Linked DNA regions of Homo sapiens: region 2 is linked to region 1. Evidence: read pairs that join two places in POLR2A ChIA-PET (ENCODE). Cell type or tissue: Caco-2. All regions are shown on one strand. Links, peaks and the distances in the headings refer to the core of each region. The heading gives the core; the rest is flanking DNA.

What was found. ChIA-PET counts read pairs that join two places held together with the same protein. Peaks named below come from ENCODE experiments on the same cell type or tissue, not always from the same donor. Only the 100,000 strongest peaks of a DNase experiment are listed, where the experiment ranks them.
Region 2: POLR2A ChIA-PET joins it to region 1 with 9 read pairs; 6 of 35 experiments call an interaction of 5 or more read pairs at or near these places.

The regions. Positions count from the first base shown.
Region 1 is chr2:113,764,770-113,773,738 of GRCh38, reverse strand. No RefSeq gene overlaps it. Among named protein-coding and RNA genes, the nearest start is that of SLC35F5, 13 kb to the right of the region's middle. In Caco-2, for the core only: no CTCF peak of the experiment used is centred there; a DNase peak (open chromatin) is centred at 3,998.
Region 2 is chr2:113,945,426-113,954,394 of GRCh38, reverse strand. It overlaps ACTR3 (actin related protein 3), which reads right to left. Exons shown (of 12, transcript NM_005721.5): 9 at 2,824-2,916; 10 at 2,550-2,675. Among named protein-coding and RNA genes, the nearest start is that of LINC01191, 30 kb to the left of the region's middle. In Caco-2, for the core only: no CTCF peak of the experiment used is centred there; no DNase peak of the experiment used is centred there.

The sequences.
Region 1 (8,969 bases), core at 2,580-5,079:
AGCAAAACCAGGCCCTTGCAGATTTGCCTGAACAAAAGGTCCCAGAGTCATCTTAGGATTTCTCAGGGGATGTAATTTTGGCCACAGAAGCAAGCCCTCTTCAAGAGAATCACGTCCTAGGAAGCACTGTCTCATTTGATTGAGAGTAGGTAGAGAGGTGAGATGTTTGTTTCTTGTACCCACCTAACACTTTCAGAAATAAACTAGACAAATTAAAACGGTCAGAAGGCTGCATGGAAAACTGCTATTAAGAAATGGAGTCAGTTGGGCCGGGCGCAGTGGCTCACGCCTGTCATCCCAGCACTTTGGGAGGCCAAGGTGGGCAGATCACAAGGTCAGGAGATCGAGACCATCCTGGCAAACATGGTAAAACCCCATCTCCACTAAAAATACAAAAAATTAGCCGAGTGTGGTGGTGGGCGCCTGTAGTCCCAGCTACTCAGGAGGCTGAGGCAGGAGAAGGGCGTGAACCCGGGAGGTGAAGCTTGCAGAGATCGCACCACTGCACTCCAATCTGGGTGACAGAGTGAGACTCCGTCTCAAAAAAAAAAAAAAAAAAAAGAAAAAGAAAAAGAAATGGGGTCAGTTGTTTGCAGGGTCACCAAGTATAAAATTCTCCTTTTTCTCAGGGTTCCTAGTATTAGTAGGTTGACTCTTTTGATGACCTAATTAATTTTATCAAAGAAGAGAGTGGGGGCTTTTTCATGCCTTCAGACCATAACCCTGCCTCTACCTGACAAATGGCTCTCAAAAGTCAAATGGGTACCAGACAAAGTGAGCTTTCGTGAATGAACTGTAAAGCTCAGACAGCTCATAGGAAGGGCACTATTCAGGGGCCCTCTGCTTATAATCTGAATTTGCTCAGGCTTTCAAATGGGTACAAGTTCATAGTAGCAACTGTAGCTCTAGCTTCACTGTTTGCACTCCCACCTGCACACACACATAATGCCTGACTTCCACAGATCTCCTATTTTCCCTCCAACTATTTCTGGATTCCCTAGATGCTCTTCACATGTTCTCGCATATAAGCCTTCTTTTAAAAAGTAATTTATTTTTATTAAAATTTTTATGAGGTTAAATTAGCATAACATATCAACCAGCCGGGCGCGGTGGCTCACGCCTGTAATCCCAGCACTTTGGGAGGCCGAGGCAGGAGGATCACGAGGTCAGGAGATGGAGACCAACCTGGCCAACATGGTGAAACCCTGTCTCTACTAAAAATATAAAAAAAAAAAAAATTAGCCAGGCGTGGTGGCAGGCACCTGTAGTCCCAGCTGCTCAGGAGGCTGAGGCAGGAGAATGGCGTGAACCCAGGAGGCGGAGCTTGCAGTGAGCTGAGACTGTGCCACTGCACTCCAGCCTGGGCGACGAGCAAGACTCCGTCTCGAAAAAAAAAAAAAAAGAAAGTGAACACTTCAGTGGCATTTAGTACATTCATAATATTGTGCAACCAATACCTCTATCTAGTTCCAAAAGATTTCATCACTTTAAAAGGAAATCCCATACCCATTAAGCAGTTGTCCTCTTCCAATTCCCTCCTCGTATTCCCTGGAAATCACCAAGTTATGCTACCTATTGGGGATGTTTCATGTAAATAGATCATACAGAATGTGACCTTTCATGTCTAACTTCTTTAACTTAGCATAACGTTTTTGAGGTACATCCATGTGGTAGCATATAGACGTACTTCATTCCTTTGTATGACTGAATGATGCTCCACTGTATTTATGTACCACAATTTGTTTATCCTTTCGTCCACTAATGTACACTTGGGCTGTTTCCACCTTTTGGCTATTTTGCATAATGCTGCTATGAACAGTTTGTACATGTACCAAGGCCTTCTCTTCCTGGATGAAGCCACTGTATTATGGGGGACCACAGAGTCTACCTCTTGGCATCGTTATTGCCCACCTGGGCACTCCCACCAGTGACCTCGATGGTACCTTGTGGTTCCAGGTTGTGTGGTTCTTATTTTGTGATTTGGGTTGTATTCTTAAAGCCTTGGTCCTTAGAAAAGAGGAGAAATTCCATGTAAAACATTGTATTTGTCTCATTCCTTTTGTCTCAGGCTCACGGAAGACAAGTGGAGAGAGGAAAGTAAGAAAGAAAATTCTGTAAGAAATTTTCAAAGGAAGCAGCTCTTTCTTTCTTACTTTCCTCTCTCCACTGGTCTTCAGTAAGCCTGAGACGAAAGGAATGAGACCAATGCAATGTTTTACATAGAATTTCTCCTTTTTTCTAAGGACCAAGGCTTTCTTATAGGTCACTATTGCTTCCTAGTTCTTTCTTAGGATGAGTCGTTTTCCAGCAAAATCTCAGTCTTCCTTTGCCACAGGTGTCAGTTTACCAGCCAATACCATTGAATTATTAGACTCAAGCTAGAGCCCCAGCTACACAGAGATAGAAAGGTTCACAATTAAGTCTTCAGTAAATTCATAAATGGCTACATCTTGACTTGAGATAATTTGACTATAACTAATAAATGTCTATTTATTTATTCGGGCATGTTTTTTTGGTTGTGGTGGTGATAGTTTGGATATTTTCTGCTTCAGATCCCATGTTGAAATTTGATCTCCAATGCAGGGGGCGGGGCCTGGTGGGAGGTGACTGGATCATGGGGGCAGATCCCTATGACCTGCTTGGTGCCGTAAGAACTGCTTGTTAAAAAGAGGTTTGCCTCCTCTCTCTCTCATCCTCTCTCTCCTTGTAATATACTGGCTCCCCTTTGCCTTCTGCCATGAGTAGAAGCTCCCTGAAGCCCTCACCAGTTGCAGATACTGGTACCATGCCATGCTTCTTGTACAGCCTGTAGAACTGTGATCCAAATAAACCTTTTTTTTTTTTTTTTTTTTTCTTTGAGACAGGGTCTCACTCTTTCATCCAGGCTGGAGGGCAGTGGTGCGATCTTGGCTTACTGCAATCTGTGCCCCTGGGCTTCAGGTGATCCTCCTACCTCAGCCTCCTATGTAGCTGGGACTACACATATGTACCACCATGCTTTGCTAATTTTGTATTTTTTGTAGAGACAGGGTTTCACCATGTTGCCCAGGCTGGTCTTGAACTTCTGAGCTCAAGTGATCTGCCCACCTTGACCTCCCAAAATGTTGGAATTACAGGTGTGAGCCACCATGCCTGGCCCACCTGTTTTCTTTATAAATTACCCAGCCTCAGGTATTCCTTTATAGCAACACAAACAGACTAAGGCAGATTGTTTTAAAATGTCCAGAAAGTCACGCCTGTAATTCCAGCACTTTGGGAGGCTTAGGTGGGTGGATCACGAGGTCAGGAGTTCAAGACCAGCCTGACCAACATTGTGAAACTCCGTCTCTACTAAAAAAATACAAAAAGTAGCCGGGCATGGAGGCACGTACCTGTAATCCCAGCTACCAAGGAGGCTGAGGAAGGAGAATTGCTTGAACCCGGGAGGTGGAGGTTGCAGTGAGCCAAGATCGTGCCACTGCACTCCAGCCTGGGCAACAGAGCGAGACTCAGTCTCAAAAAAAAAAAAAAAAAAAAAAAAAAAAAGTCCAGAAACTTGACGCTGTTTGCTACAAAAAGTGGAGCCTCATTTTTCTCCTGTTGTATATGCGCCATTCTCAGTGACTTTCTTCTAATTAATAGAATATGATGGTGTGACTTTTGAGGCTTCTTTCTTGCTCTCCTTCTGATACTTCTTGCTCTGGGGAAAGCCAGCAAACCACCAAGTGATGGAGCTACTCAAAAAGCCTGGGTAAGGGCCGGGCACAGTTCTTCATGCCTGTAATCCCAGTGCTTTGGGGGGATGAGTTGGGAGGATAGCTTGAGGCCAGGAGTTTGAAACCAGCCTGGGCAACATAGCGGGACTCCCATCTCTAACACAAACATACACACACACACACACCCACAAACAAAACCAACTTAGCCAGGCATGGCAGTGTGTGCCTGTAGTCCCAACTGCTTGGAAAGCTGAGGTGGGAGGATCACTTTAATCCAGGAGCTCAAGGTTGCAGTGAGCTATGATTGCACCACTGCATTCCGGCTTCGGCAACTGAGTGAGACCTTGTCTCAAAAAAAAAAAAAAAGGAACTGAGGGCTTCTGCTGACAGCCATGTAAGGAAGGCATCTTAGAATCAGATCCTCCAGCCTCAGCCAAGCCTTCAGATGACAGCAGCCCAGGCAACATCTTGACTGAAACCTCATAAAGAGACTGGGCCAGAACCACTGAGCTACACCCTGAATTCCTGGCCCACATACATTTTAAAATAATTTTTTAAGCTGTTAACTTTCAGAGTGGTTTGTTACACAGAAATATATAACTAGTATATTTGTTTCTTGAATGAGCTGGACTTTGTAGGGCACAAACAGAAAATGTTATTCTTTATTACCTTTTCTCCTATAAACTTGTTTGCTCTATTTGTTCTTTGCTGTCCCAGGATGAAACAGTAGGAACTTGCTTAACTTTTCTGAATACGCTTAGATATTAGAAAGTCCATTTTAGTCTAAAAGTTATAACTTCTAACTCTTATTCAATTAAACTACACTCCTCTGCCAGCCAAGGCCTATTTCAGGCCTAAAAGCCTGCAGTTGGGAAGAAAACTTGGCTCACCTCTTTATTTCACATCTTGCTCTATTACTTTTCCCCCACTCACAAGGCTATCTCTGATGCCTCCATGGGTAGGAGTCAGAGTAGAGAAAGGAGGCCAGGTAAGAATCAGGAAAGGCCTTAATTGACTGCTTTGGCTGTAATCTGGCTTTTGTGCCTTCTGGAAATGGAACAGTGGTATGTGGGAATTGGCCTGCACTGACTCATAGGAGCTGACAGTTAAATTAGTTAAATCAGGGATTTTTGCAAGGAGGTTAAATCCAGCCATCATTATAATTAAATGACAAGGACAGGCATGGTGGCTCAGTCCTTTAATCCCAGCACTTTGTGAGGCGGGTGGATCACTTGCACCCAGGAGTTTGAGACCAGCATGGGCAATATGGCCAAACCCTGTCTCTACAAAAAATATTAATACGAAAATTAGCCAGGTGTGGTGGTACATGCCTGTAGTCCCAGCTACTCGGGAGGCTAAGGTGGGAGGATTTCTTGTGCCCGGGGGACAGAGGTTGCAGTGAGCTGAGACTGTGCACTCCAGCCTGGGTGACAGAGTGAGATCCTGTCTCAAAAAAAAAAAAAAAAAAAAGGAAACCAAAACAACAAAAACAAAAAACAATGAAATTACATATAAACTTATAATTAAATAAATGTATTCTACTCATTAATAATAAATACTCATTACCTCCAATAATTTAACACATTTATGATTACCTATGCTCTTATCTTGAGTTTACTTATATCTAATTGTAGATGCAGAGTGGAAATACTCCATATAATGATGTTCTGTTGTGCATCTTTTCTCAACTCCATGTTCAGTGACATCACATTAGTAACTTGAAGTTGGCCTTGGTGGGAGTCAAGAACCGTGGAATCATAACGCAGGCATCAGAAACACTTCATATATGGGCTGTTTTCCTAGAGATCTGGTTGTGAAATCTTTACTGGAATACCAAATGCAAATTTATGTTCTCATGGAATGCTCGTGCTGGGAAATATGGTATATTCCAAATACAGATCTCTGTTTTCACAGGATGTTTCTGCTGAGAAATATGTTTCCTGGAGTTCACTGGACATGGATCCTGTCTGGTTTACCTGGCCATTGAGTCATTCTCTGTTAGGGGTACTGCATCCCTCTAGGCAGCCCTAGTGGACAGAATCCCTCATGTCATAAGAAACCCATTATGGCTCTTTCCTCTAAGATCCACTTCTGGCCCATGAGAAATTCATCTTCATTTGCCCTGCCTGGAAGTACAGGCCGTTCCCATCCAAGTTCCATTTCCTTATCCTGCTGTCAGTGTAGCAAGCCTCCTGTAGCCTCTAGCTGTAGCCTCACCCCAAGACTGGGGCACCAGTGTCCCTTAAACTTGAGAGAATATATGCCAAGGTCTTTGTATGCTCTCTCAAAGTGCCCACCTCCTGCTTTGCTTGGCTTGAGAAGGGAAGAAGCATACCACCCAAATCCCTGTGGGGATACTGATAGTGATATTCAGATCATGTGATAACTCTTCAGATAAATTCATACTTACCCATCTCTTCAACTCCTCTTATGGGTGCTTAGTCTACATATACAGGCTGGATATGCGTGCTGTGCTGATGGTAAAGCTGGCTGAGACACACTTTTTATAAGTCCCACATAGATAGTCTAATACCTCACGTTACACTATGACTATATTTGCTAACTATTTTTTGTTCTGTGCTTTCATTATTAAGCAAACAGGCTTGCTGCCTGATGCACATGGAAGCCAATAACCATGGCACCGGCTTTTGAGAAAAGAAAGGCTTTATTACAAACTGGCCAGTAAGGAGATAAGAGCCAAGTTCAAATCCATCTCCCTGATTTGGAGTTTGGGGCAAGTTTATGGGCTCAGAGAGCAAGGCAAAGGGATTTGGAAATGTTGGCTTGGCAGGGTCTGATTGGAAGGCTTCAAATTTGACCATTTACCAAATTATGGCATTCAGGTTCAGGTCATGTCCCAGTCTTGATGGTCTGAGGAGAGAAATCGTTGGTTCCAGGTATCGTTAAGGTCAAAGCTTTTTCTACTGTGCATGCCCAGGCAACATGACCTTCAGTTTTTGGCTCTGTTATACCTATAAGGTAACTCAACATTTTATTATCAACAGAGTAGACCTAGTTTGGGCTGGTCCTGCCACTACACTTTGAGGGACTCTGTTCAAAGCAGAAGAAAAGAAAAGTCATATCTAATAACATGTTACACATATCACGGCCTCAGTCTTTTTTTTTTCCAAATCTTTTTCCTTGGGGCTTAAGGCAATCTGGGATGTTCACTGGTCACAGGGGTTGGGGAAGGGTCCCAGGGAGTATGAGGCTCAGGCTGAGTTGTTCACTTAGTGACAAGAAGCAGATAGGCGTTTAAGTGCTGGTGCAAAACTTCCCCTTTACCCTCTGAAGGTTCACTGAAAAATCAACTCACGAAAGACAGGTTAATAGGTGAAATGGCATACAAATGTATTAACATGTACCAAGCTGCCTGCCATTTGAGTGGCCCATGCCAGCAGACTACAGCATGGTAATGTAAAGAATCACAGAGTGATTACCCCAAGCAGAAAATGGGGCACAAAAGCTTATAGAACCTCTTAAGTTTACAGAAAGAATGGAGGGTTTGATTGTGGCAAAAGAGGTTTTGGTGGCAAAATAGGTTATAGTTGGGGAAGAAGAGGACTGGCTAGAAAAGATAGTCTTGTTATGTAGAGGAAATCTCACAGATAGCAGCCCTCAGAGAGAATAGATGGTAAATATTTCTTGCAGATCTTTAGAGGTATCAGATTCTCAGTTACTCTTCCTTAGATTTGGACAAGAGAGGGCCTCTGAGAAAGCCTGGCTATATCAATGCAGATTTTCTCTACAGATGCAACTCTCCCCAACAAAAAGACAGCTTTTCAACTGTTCTCGTATTTCCAGCCCTTCTGAATAGCCATCTTGAAATATGTTAAAGAATTCTGTTTTGGGGTGAAATATTTTGGTTTCCCTCAGTGCAAATTACGAGAAAGAGCCAATGTTGTACTGGGTGAGTGGTATCTGATATCAGGAGCAGAGTAGAAGTCAAACGATATTGTTCGGATTTGTGTCTCCACCCAAATCTCTTGTCAAATTGTGATCTTCAGTTGGACAGGGGCCTGGTGGGGGGTGACTGGATCATAGGGACAATTTCCCCCTTGGTCTTCTCACAATAGTGAGTGAGTTGTCACAAGATCTGGTTGTTTAAAAGTGTGTAGTACCTTCTAGAAGTTCTCCCTCCTACTCCAGTGATATAAGACATGCCTGCTTTTCCTTTGCCTTCCACCATGATTGAAAGTTTCCTGAAGCCTCCCCAGCCATGTTAACCTGTACAGCCTGTGGAACTGTGAGTCAATGTAACATTTTTTTTCTTTATAAATTACCCAGTCTCAGGTCATTCTTTATAGCAATGCGAGAATGGACTAATACAGAAAATTGGTACTGAGGAGTGAGGCATTGCTATAAAGATACCTAAAAATGTGGAAGTGACTTTCAAACTGGGTAAGGGGCAGAGTTTGGAACTGGGTCATGGACAGAGGTTGAAACAGTTTGGAGGGCACAGAGGAAGACAGGAAGATGAGAAAAAGTTTGGAACTTCCTAAAAAGTTGTTAAATTCTTGTGACCAAAATGCTGAGCGTGATATGGACGATGAAGTCCAGGCTGAGGCGGTCTCAGATGGAGAAGAGGAACTTACCAGGAACTGGAGCAAAGATCGCTTTTGTTATGCACTAGCAAAGAGATTGGAAGTATTGTGCCCCTGCCCTAGAGATCTGTGAAACTTTGAACTTGAGAGTGATAATTTAGAGTAACTGGCTGAAGACATTTCTAAGCAGCAAAATGTTCAAGACATAGCATGGCTGCCTCTTACAGCCTATGCTTATATTCATGAGGAAAGCAATGACCTGGAATGAGATAAAAGGGAAGCAGAGTGTAAAAGTATGGAAATTTGCAGCCCAGCCATGTGGTAGAAAAGAAACAACAATTTTCTGGGGAGGAATTCAAGCTGGTTGCAGAAATTTGCATAAGTAAAGAGGACCCTAATGTTAATAGCCAAGACAATGGGGAAAATGCCTTGAAGGCATTTCAGATACCTTCATGGCAGCCTCTCTCATTACAGGCCTGGAGGCCTAGGAGCGAAAAATGGTTTTACAGTCTAGGTCCAGGGCCCCACTGCCCTGAGCAACCTCAGGACACTGCTCCCTGCATCCCAGCCACTCCGGTCTCAGCCATGGCTAAAAGGGCCCGAGATACATCTCAGGCCACTGCTTCAGAAGGTGCAAGTCACAAGCCTTGGTGGCTTCCATATAGTGTTAAGCCTGCAGGTGCACAGAGGGCAAGAGTTGAGGCTTGGGAGCCTCTGCCTAGATTTCGGA
Region 2 (8,969 bases), core at 4,373-6,872, 180 kb before region 1:
AGAAATTGCAAAACTCCATTTAGCAACTACCACAGTAATAACTGTTTTAGGGAAGAATCACAATGGATGCTAAAAACTAGTGACTGAAACTTAAAAGAGAAACAGGATAGTCTGAAAGTGTCTCCTCATTAGATTCTTATTAAATATAAAGGAAAACATAATAACTTTATAGTGAAAAAACCTGGCAGACACAACTTCAACCAAAAGCTCAAAATTCACACACAGGACAAATTCTATCATGTGTCTACTGATACAATGCACTAAAAATGATACAATATCAATTCTGTGGCATCACTGCCAAAAGTACATAATCTGAACCTACTCAAGCAGAAATATTAAACAAACCCAAGCTGAAGGATATGCTACAAAATAAATGGCTGTACTCTTCAAAAATGTCACATTCATTCATGAAAGACAAAAAACATTGAGTATGTAACAGACTGAAGCAACACAATAAGTAAATGAAACATGCAATCCTTGATTGGATCCTGGATAAGGGGGAAGAAGGTATTTTGTTTTCCTTTTGTTATAAGGGACATTAGTGAAACAACCGGTAAAATTAGAATCAGTTCTATAACTAGATAACACTGGATCAAGGTTAATTTCATGATTTTGATAATTGTAATATGTTCTTGATTTTAGAAATATACTAAAATGTTTGGGGATAATGAACCATCATATCTACAATTTAGTGTGTGTGTGTGTGTACACACACCTATTTATAGAAACAGAATGATATGGCTTTTTTCAAAACTGTTTGGTTGCCATTAAAAATTACAGACTGAAGGAAAATAAAGCCAGAGATAGATAGATAAAGGCATGCTATTAAGATCTATAAAAGTTACTAGCAAGTAAAACTAAGGTGAAGAAGGCAGAGTCCTCCAAAACACAAGGTTTTTCCTATACATGATGAGCATCCCAAGTCTGAAAATCCAAAATGCTCCAAGATCCAAAAACTTTTTGAGCACCAACATGATGTTCAAAGGAAATGCTCAGAATTTCAGATTTTTGGATTAAGGATGTTGAACCAGTATATAATGCAAATACTCCAAAATCCAGAAAAACTCAAAACCTGCAACACTTCTGGTATGAAGCAATTCAAAAAAGGGACACCCAATCTGTTTCTTTCAATATGTCGATACGGTACTGATCACTGGGTAAATTTATTTCTTATTTACAAGTGTAAAAAGAGCTTAAAAATGTTAAACAATCTCACTTTTTTAAAATACTATACTCAGAAACATACAGCATTGTTTTGTACTTATATATCTGTAATGAGTTATTAAAAACTAAACAGCTACTTTAATACATCCATAACCATACCATTAGGACAATCAACTTCAATCTTTTAAGTATTCTAACAAAAAAACCAGAACATGCACTATGTTCATTCACATAATCAATGTGGTTAGTAGGATTCTCAGTACAGAGAATTTATACTTGCAAAACCCAATGACTTCTTTTTTAGGTAGGAGGTAGGGTAGATAGATATGTGGGTAAGGGGAGTAGACGGATGGGCAAATGAATGGATGAATGGGGGTGGGCTGGTGGTTTGGTTGGTTGGGAAGGGGATGCAAAAGCAAACACAACATTTTAAAAGTCTATTGAGTAGACTTCCTGAAGTGTGAAGTCATGACATTATAGGGACAGAGTTCAATATTTTGCCTTCCACCCAAAACATATACTTTTTACTGCATTCCTAGGGATAGGTTTACTCAAGATAATCAAAATATAGGCACTGACAACAGTCAGCCATCATGCAATTTCTCAACAATCAGCAAACCCTAGAGTGCTGTGCTTTACTTTTAAGTAATTCTGAATGATTATGGAAGTCTCAGATAAAGTCCTCATTCTTGGTAATCTTCCAAGCAGAAGGTATTTTATTCACATGAAATACCTTTTTTCAAACAGCTTTGAAAAAAGCCATATCATTCCTCTAAATCAACGTTCTGCTTCAATATTTAACAAGGATGAAAAAAATGAAGAATCTATCTCTAAATATAGAAAGTAGACATCTAAGAATTTTAAATTAATTTTGATTTTTTTTAACCTCAAGCCTAAAGGTCCAGGACATGTAATACAAAGGTTACTTTATTAAACCACCGATTTGACTGCACACTTTGAGGTTGCTATGTGGGAGCTAAAGTCAGTTTTTGAGAGCAGGCTTGACTACTCAACAATGGCATCAATCTCAACTCAGCTTTGCTGTCCTTCTATAGTATAAAACATTTTGTGGATCCATAATTAATTTGATTGTTGGTGTATGCAAAGAAATCTACTATATTAATTATCTATGAGAGAGGTATTTAAAAAAAAAGTCTTTCCACAGGTATTACTAAGAATTATTTTCCAGAAATACAGACAATATCCTAGAAGAATCAAATGATCCAGAATATCACAGACATAAATCTATAACATTAACCATTTCCATTAGAATACCTGACAGGTTCCTCTTATTTTTCTAAATCAGAGTGAATGCTGGCAAATATTTCTCATCCTAATCAAGGAAGGCACCCTCAACCTTCTCACCAATAATTGGGAAAACCAACCTTCAATCTACCACCACTCAATTCCTCACTTAATTTCAGCCGGGCATCTACAGTTCTTTTCAAATCTCTTTGCAAGCGACGTCCAAAGTCCCTGAACATGGTTGAACCTCCAGAGAGGACAATATTCTAGTGGAGAGAAAATAAATATAATATTTAAAAAGAGAAAAGTTTAAAGATATAATATATAGTACTGAAATGCTATTATATCCTTTTTATGAGAGGTGTTTAAGTTTTTTTAAAGTAAGACCTTGAATAACAATTTTGCTATAAATACCTTGTAGAGAGGACGTCTGACATCAATAGGACAATTCTGAATTACTTCATCTACAACTTCTGAGATAGGTTGTGTAAAGTCTGGATTAGCAAACTGAAAAATAAGTTGGATATATAATAGAGATCATATCACTACTGACAAATATCACAATAAAAGGTTAAACAAAGTTTTCAGTTCAAAAACAAAAGGCCTTTTAGAAACCACTAATACTGGTCTCTAACAGATTCAGATTGAAGACACTGAAATCAGAGAAAACTCAAAATTATGATGATATATACCATTTTATAACTATCAGAATAGCAAACATGTAAAGTCATACATATACTATGAGCTGGCAAAAATCTGGGTAAATGGAAACTTTCATATAACGCTGTGAGAGTATACACTGATGTAACCACTATGGAGAATAATTTGGCAATAGTAACATAGTGACATGGTCTGGCTCTGTGTCCCCACCCAAATCTCATCTTGAATTGTACTCCCATAATTTCCACGTGTTGTGGGAGGGACCTGGTGAGAGAGAATTGAATCATGAGGGTGGTTTCCCCCATACTGTTCTCATGGAGTGAATAAGTTGCACAAGGTCTGATGGTTTTATCAGGGATTTCTGCTTTTGCGTCTTCCTCATTCTCTCTTTGCCTGCTGCCATCATGTAAGACAGGACTTGCTCCTCCTTGCCTTCTGCCATGATTGTGAGGCTTCCCCAGCCACGTGGAACCATAAGTCCAATTAAACCTCTTTCTTTTATAAATTGCCCAGTCTCAGGTATGTCTTTATTAGCAGTATGAAAACGGACTAATACAAATAGCTAATAAAATTTTAAATGCACATACCAGTAACTCCACTTCTTACAACAAACTCTGAAGAAACTCCCCAAACATGTATGCTATTACATATGCATATTTACTATAGCCTTGTTTCTAAGAGGAAAAACCCGTTAAGTCCATCAATAGGGGATGAAATAAATAAATGTAGTCTAATCTCATTATTCATGATTCCATATTTGTGAATTTACCTAATCGCTAAAACATATTTGTTACTCCCCAAATCAAAATATGGTTATTCATGGACATGCACGTGTAGAGCAACAAAAATTTGAGTCCACTGATGTGCACATTCCCCATTGAGGTTGAACAAGATGATACTCTGCTATCTAGTTTCAGCTCTCATACTATAAACAAGTGTCCTTTTCACAGTTCTATTTAGTGGCACGGTTTTCATATTTTTGTTAGTGATTTCATTATTTAAAATGGCCCCCAAGCATACTGCTCAAGTGCTGGCTAGTAAACACAAGGAGGCTGTGATGTGTCTTACAGAGAAAAAGCAAGTTAGATAGCTTTGTTCAGACATGTGTTCTAGTGCTATTGAATATAAATGAATATACTAAAATGATATACTAAATGCAGTGCCTTTAAAAAGAAACACACATGAAACAAGGGTATATGTTAATGGGATAACAAAAATGTTACCAGAGGCTCAAAGAAACCTAATACTGTATTTCCCCTAGGAGCAATAGCTAGCTCAGTGTTCACTAATTCAGCGCTCTCAAGAACTTTTTGGCACATCTACTTTGAATAACAAACATCAGCTATATATTCAAACGATGATATACCATAGTCAAAATAAACTTACTATTTCCAAACAGCTGGCACTCAAGAAAAACATACTTTTTAAAAAACTAACTTAAACAAAAACAAAAAACAACTTGAAGCTGGGCATGGTGACTCACACCTATAATCCCAGTGCTTTGGGAGGCCAAGGCAGGACCATTGCTTGAGACCCAGAGTTTGACACCAGCCTGGGCAACATAGCGAGACCCTGTCTCTACAAAAAATTTAAAAACTAGCTAGGCATGGTGGCACACACCTGTAGTTCCAGCTACTTGAGAGGGCTGAGGAAAAAGGATTGCTTGACCCTAGGAATTCGAGGTTACACTGAGTTATGATCACACCACTGCACTCCAGCCTGGGTGACAGAGAGAGACTCTGTCTCTAAATAAATAATCAAAATCTAGCTCTAATTAGTGAAAAACAAACAAGTATTGTATATCTCCTCAGCCATTCATTTTTATCATTAGGTTGTCCTAGTTGAGAGACATTATTCCTTTATTTATTAAACTGAGTCTATAACTGTATTGATAATTATTAGGCATGTGTCAATTTTTTCTTTTTTTTTTTCTTTTTTTTTTTTTTTTGAGACCGAGTCTCGATCTGACACCCAGGCTGGAGTGCAGTGGCGCAATCTTGGCTCACTGCAACCTCTGCCTCCTGGGTTCAAGCAATTCTCCTACCTCAGCCTCCCGAGTAGCTGGGATTACAAGCGTCCGCCACCACGCCCGGCTAATTTTTGTGTTTTTAGTAGAGACGGGGTTTCACCATGTTGGCCAGGCTGATCTCGAACTCCTGACCTCAGGTGATCCGCCTGCCTCAGCCTCCCAAAGTGCTGGGATTATAGGTGTGAGCCACCACGCCCTGCCTTTTTCCAGTTTTTAAGATTAGTTCTAAATTATTTACAGGCTGCGCATACAATGAAAAGAGATTTAATGTTATCAAAGTGACACATACTAATACAAAATCTTTTCATTTAGATCATGTAAATGGAGTGAAAAAGACATAGGATATACGAAAAAGAGATCCAACACAAGAGAGAGGGAAAGGGAATCCCTAGAATGATAGTAAAGGAATATGGCAACTCTATACTGGGAACCGACAGAAGCAAGTTCAGATTGGGATGTAAAAGACACTTCAGAAAATTAAACTGATGAATAAACCCTATACATCTGAATATCCTGAGAAGAGATTTATATAACTACTGAAGAGAGTTTGGAGGTGAATGAATGGTAATTATTTTAGCACTAAGCAAACAGTTTATTAATGACTTCTTGGAAAACAAAGTTACTTATAGGAAGGGAAAAGATTTCATGGTTAACTACATGGCTCAGATATGAACAAAATTTGTGGTCACAAAAACATAAGCACTGAATTTCAACCTACTTGAAATTATAATGTAACAAATGAGATGAAAAGGGAATAGAAAGGTCCTGTCTGTGATGACAGAAGAAGGATAAAAAAGACAATCTTCCTCTTCCATAGTTGGAATTCGACAGACAACGCCTAACACAGGGCTGGGCACAGTGGCTCATTCCTATAATCCCAGCGCTTTGGGAGGGCAAGATGGGTGAATTGCTCGAGCCCAGGAGTTCAAGACCAGCCTGGGCAACATGGCAAAACCCTGTTTCTACGAAAAATACAAAAATTAGCTGGAAGTGGTGGCACATACCTGTAGTCCCAGCTACTTGGGAGTCTGAGGTGAGAGGATCACCTGAGCCTGGGGAGACTGCAGCGAGCCATGACTCAGCCACTGCACTGGGTGACAGAGCAAGACCCTGTTTCCAAAAGAAAACAAGAAAAGCCTAACACTGAAAAAAAATTTGAAGTTGCAATATAACCAAGCAATTCATAGCTAAGGAGGTAATCAGCAAAAGAAGCAACTAAGAAGAGTTTGAAGTGGTTACCTCTAGAAATACAAAACAAGAGAAAGAAACATGCAGGGCACCCCTAGTTTTTGTTAGGATACGCAGACCAAGACTTTTAAACCATGTGCATATATATAACTGATTTTTAAAAACAGCCTTTAAAAAAAAGAAAACAAAACAGGTTTTTTAAAAAGAGAAACAGGTTTCTCATAGAAGAAATTACTTATAAGGAACATAAAGCTATAGACAACAGAAAATGTTTTAAAGTTAAAAAATAAAGAAAAATTGGTGTATGAAACAATAAAGGTTATTCAAATTAATAGAAAAAATGATATATGAAACATTAGCAGCAAGACACATTTTCATCCAGCCAACTATACCTTTCCTAAGCAATATGAAACACATTTTATTTACATATCTAAAGCTTTGGGTTATTTATTTATGAGACAGGGTCTTGCTCTGTTGCTCACACTGGAGTACAATGGTGCAATGCCAGCTCGTTGCAGCCTGGACCTCCTGGGCTCAAGCAATACTCTCACCTCAGCCTCCCAAGTAGCTGGAACTACAGGCACACGCCACATGCCTGGCTAATTTTTTGTATTTTTTTGGTAGAGACGGGCTCTTCCCATGTTGCCCAAGCTGGTCTTAAACTCCTGGGCTTGAGTGATTCGCCCACCTTGGCTTCCCAAAGTGCTGGGATTACAGGTGTGAGCCACCACAACCAGCCTACTTCAAGGTTTTTAAGAAAGCCAAGGCATCAGCTAAGCTCATTTGTCAAGCATATTCCATTCAAATGCTCATCTCCTATATCCCATGCTATTATCCATCGTGTGGTCATGATCCTATTCATGCAGGACATTTGCTCAGGATCTTCTGCAATTTTCTAATTCCTGTCCCCAACTTGGAGCTTTAATATTCTTCTCTAAGATTTCAATTTCAAGTTAATTGATGTGCCTTAAATGAAATGAGGTCTGACACACTTCTATTAATCTACTCACATATAAATGGCCCATACAAAAATCTGTCCTAACTTCCAGCTACATGTGGTTATCTCTCCCGTCTCTTGACTCTCCGCTAAAATGACAGCAAGAGAATTAAAAGGAAAGGTAAATGACCAAGGATGAATCAGGGGGCAAAAAAACAATGAATACAATATTTCAATCCTGTTTGGAAAAGAAACTGTTAAAATCCTCTATATAGAATGAGACCCACCCTCCTCGGTTCCCTTCCAGACCGTGTATAACAAGAAAGTTAATTCAAACCCCAATAAATAAATGAATGAATAAATGACTGTACAAACAAAATGAAGCAAATTATACCATTCTGGACACGGGTATGGGCAAAGATTCCATGATGAAGATGGCAAAAGCAAAAAATGACAAATGGGATCTAATTAAAGAGCTTCTGCACAGCAAAAGAAACTATCAGCAGAGTAAACAGACAACCTACAGAATGGGAGAAAATCTTTGCAAATTACACATCTGACAAAGGTCTAATATCCAGCATCTATAAGGAACTTAAATAAATATACAAGGAAAAAACAACTCCATTAAAAAGTGGGCAAAGGACATGAACAATTTTCAAAAGAAGACATATATGTGGCCAAAAATCTTAAGAAAAAAAGCTCAACGTCACTGATCATTAGAGAAATGTAAATCAAACCCACAATGAGATACCATCTCATACCAGTCAGAATGGCTATTATTAAAAACTCAAAAAATATTCTCACACCATCCCTCCTAAAAAATGAAGGAAAGAGAAAATATTTTTAAAAAATAAATACAATTTAAAAAGAAAAAAAAAGGTGCTGGCAAAGCTGGAAAGAAAAAGAAACGCTTATACTCTCTTGGTGTATATTAGGTGTAAATTAGTTCAACCATTGTGGAAAACAGTGTGGCAATTCCTCAAGAACCTAAAACATAAATATTCAACCCAGCAATCCCACATACCCAAAGGAGTATAAATTGTTCTATCATAAAGGCACATGCATATGTATGTTCACTGCAGCACTTCACAAAAATAAAGACATGGAATCAACCTAAATGCCCATCAATGGTAGACTGGATAAAGAAAATGTGGTACATATACACCATGGAATACTATGCAGCTATAAAAAAGAATGAGGTCATGTTCTTTGCAGGAACATGCATGGAGCTGGGGGCCATTATCCTCAGCAAACCAGTGCAAGAACAGAAAACCAATTACTGCATGTTCTCACTTTTAAGTGGAAGCTAAATGATAAGTAAACATGTACATACGGAGGGAAACAACAGACACTGGGGCCTATCGGAGGGTGGAGAGTGGGAAGAGGGAGAGGATCAGGAAACATAGCTAACGGATACTAGACTTAATAATACCTGGGGACAAAACAATCTGTACAACCTCCATGACAAAAGTTTACCTATATAAAAACCTGTACATGTACCCCTGAACTTAAAGTTAAAAAAAAAGAAAATGAAGCAAATGAATAAACAAGGTGAAAGTGTAGGAAAAGCTGAATTTTAAGGGAAAAGAATCACATTACACTACTTGCCTCAAAAGTGAACAACAGTCTCAGGTATAATACTATAAATATTACAATACTATTGATTTACCTAATAACAATAACCTAACATGTTGGCAGGCTGGAAGAAAAGAGAGTCTAGAAAGAACTAATCTGAAAGGAGGCTAG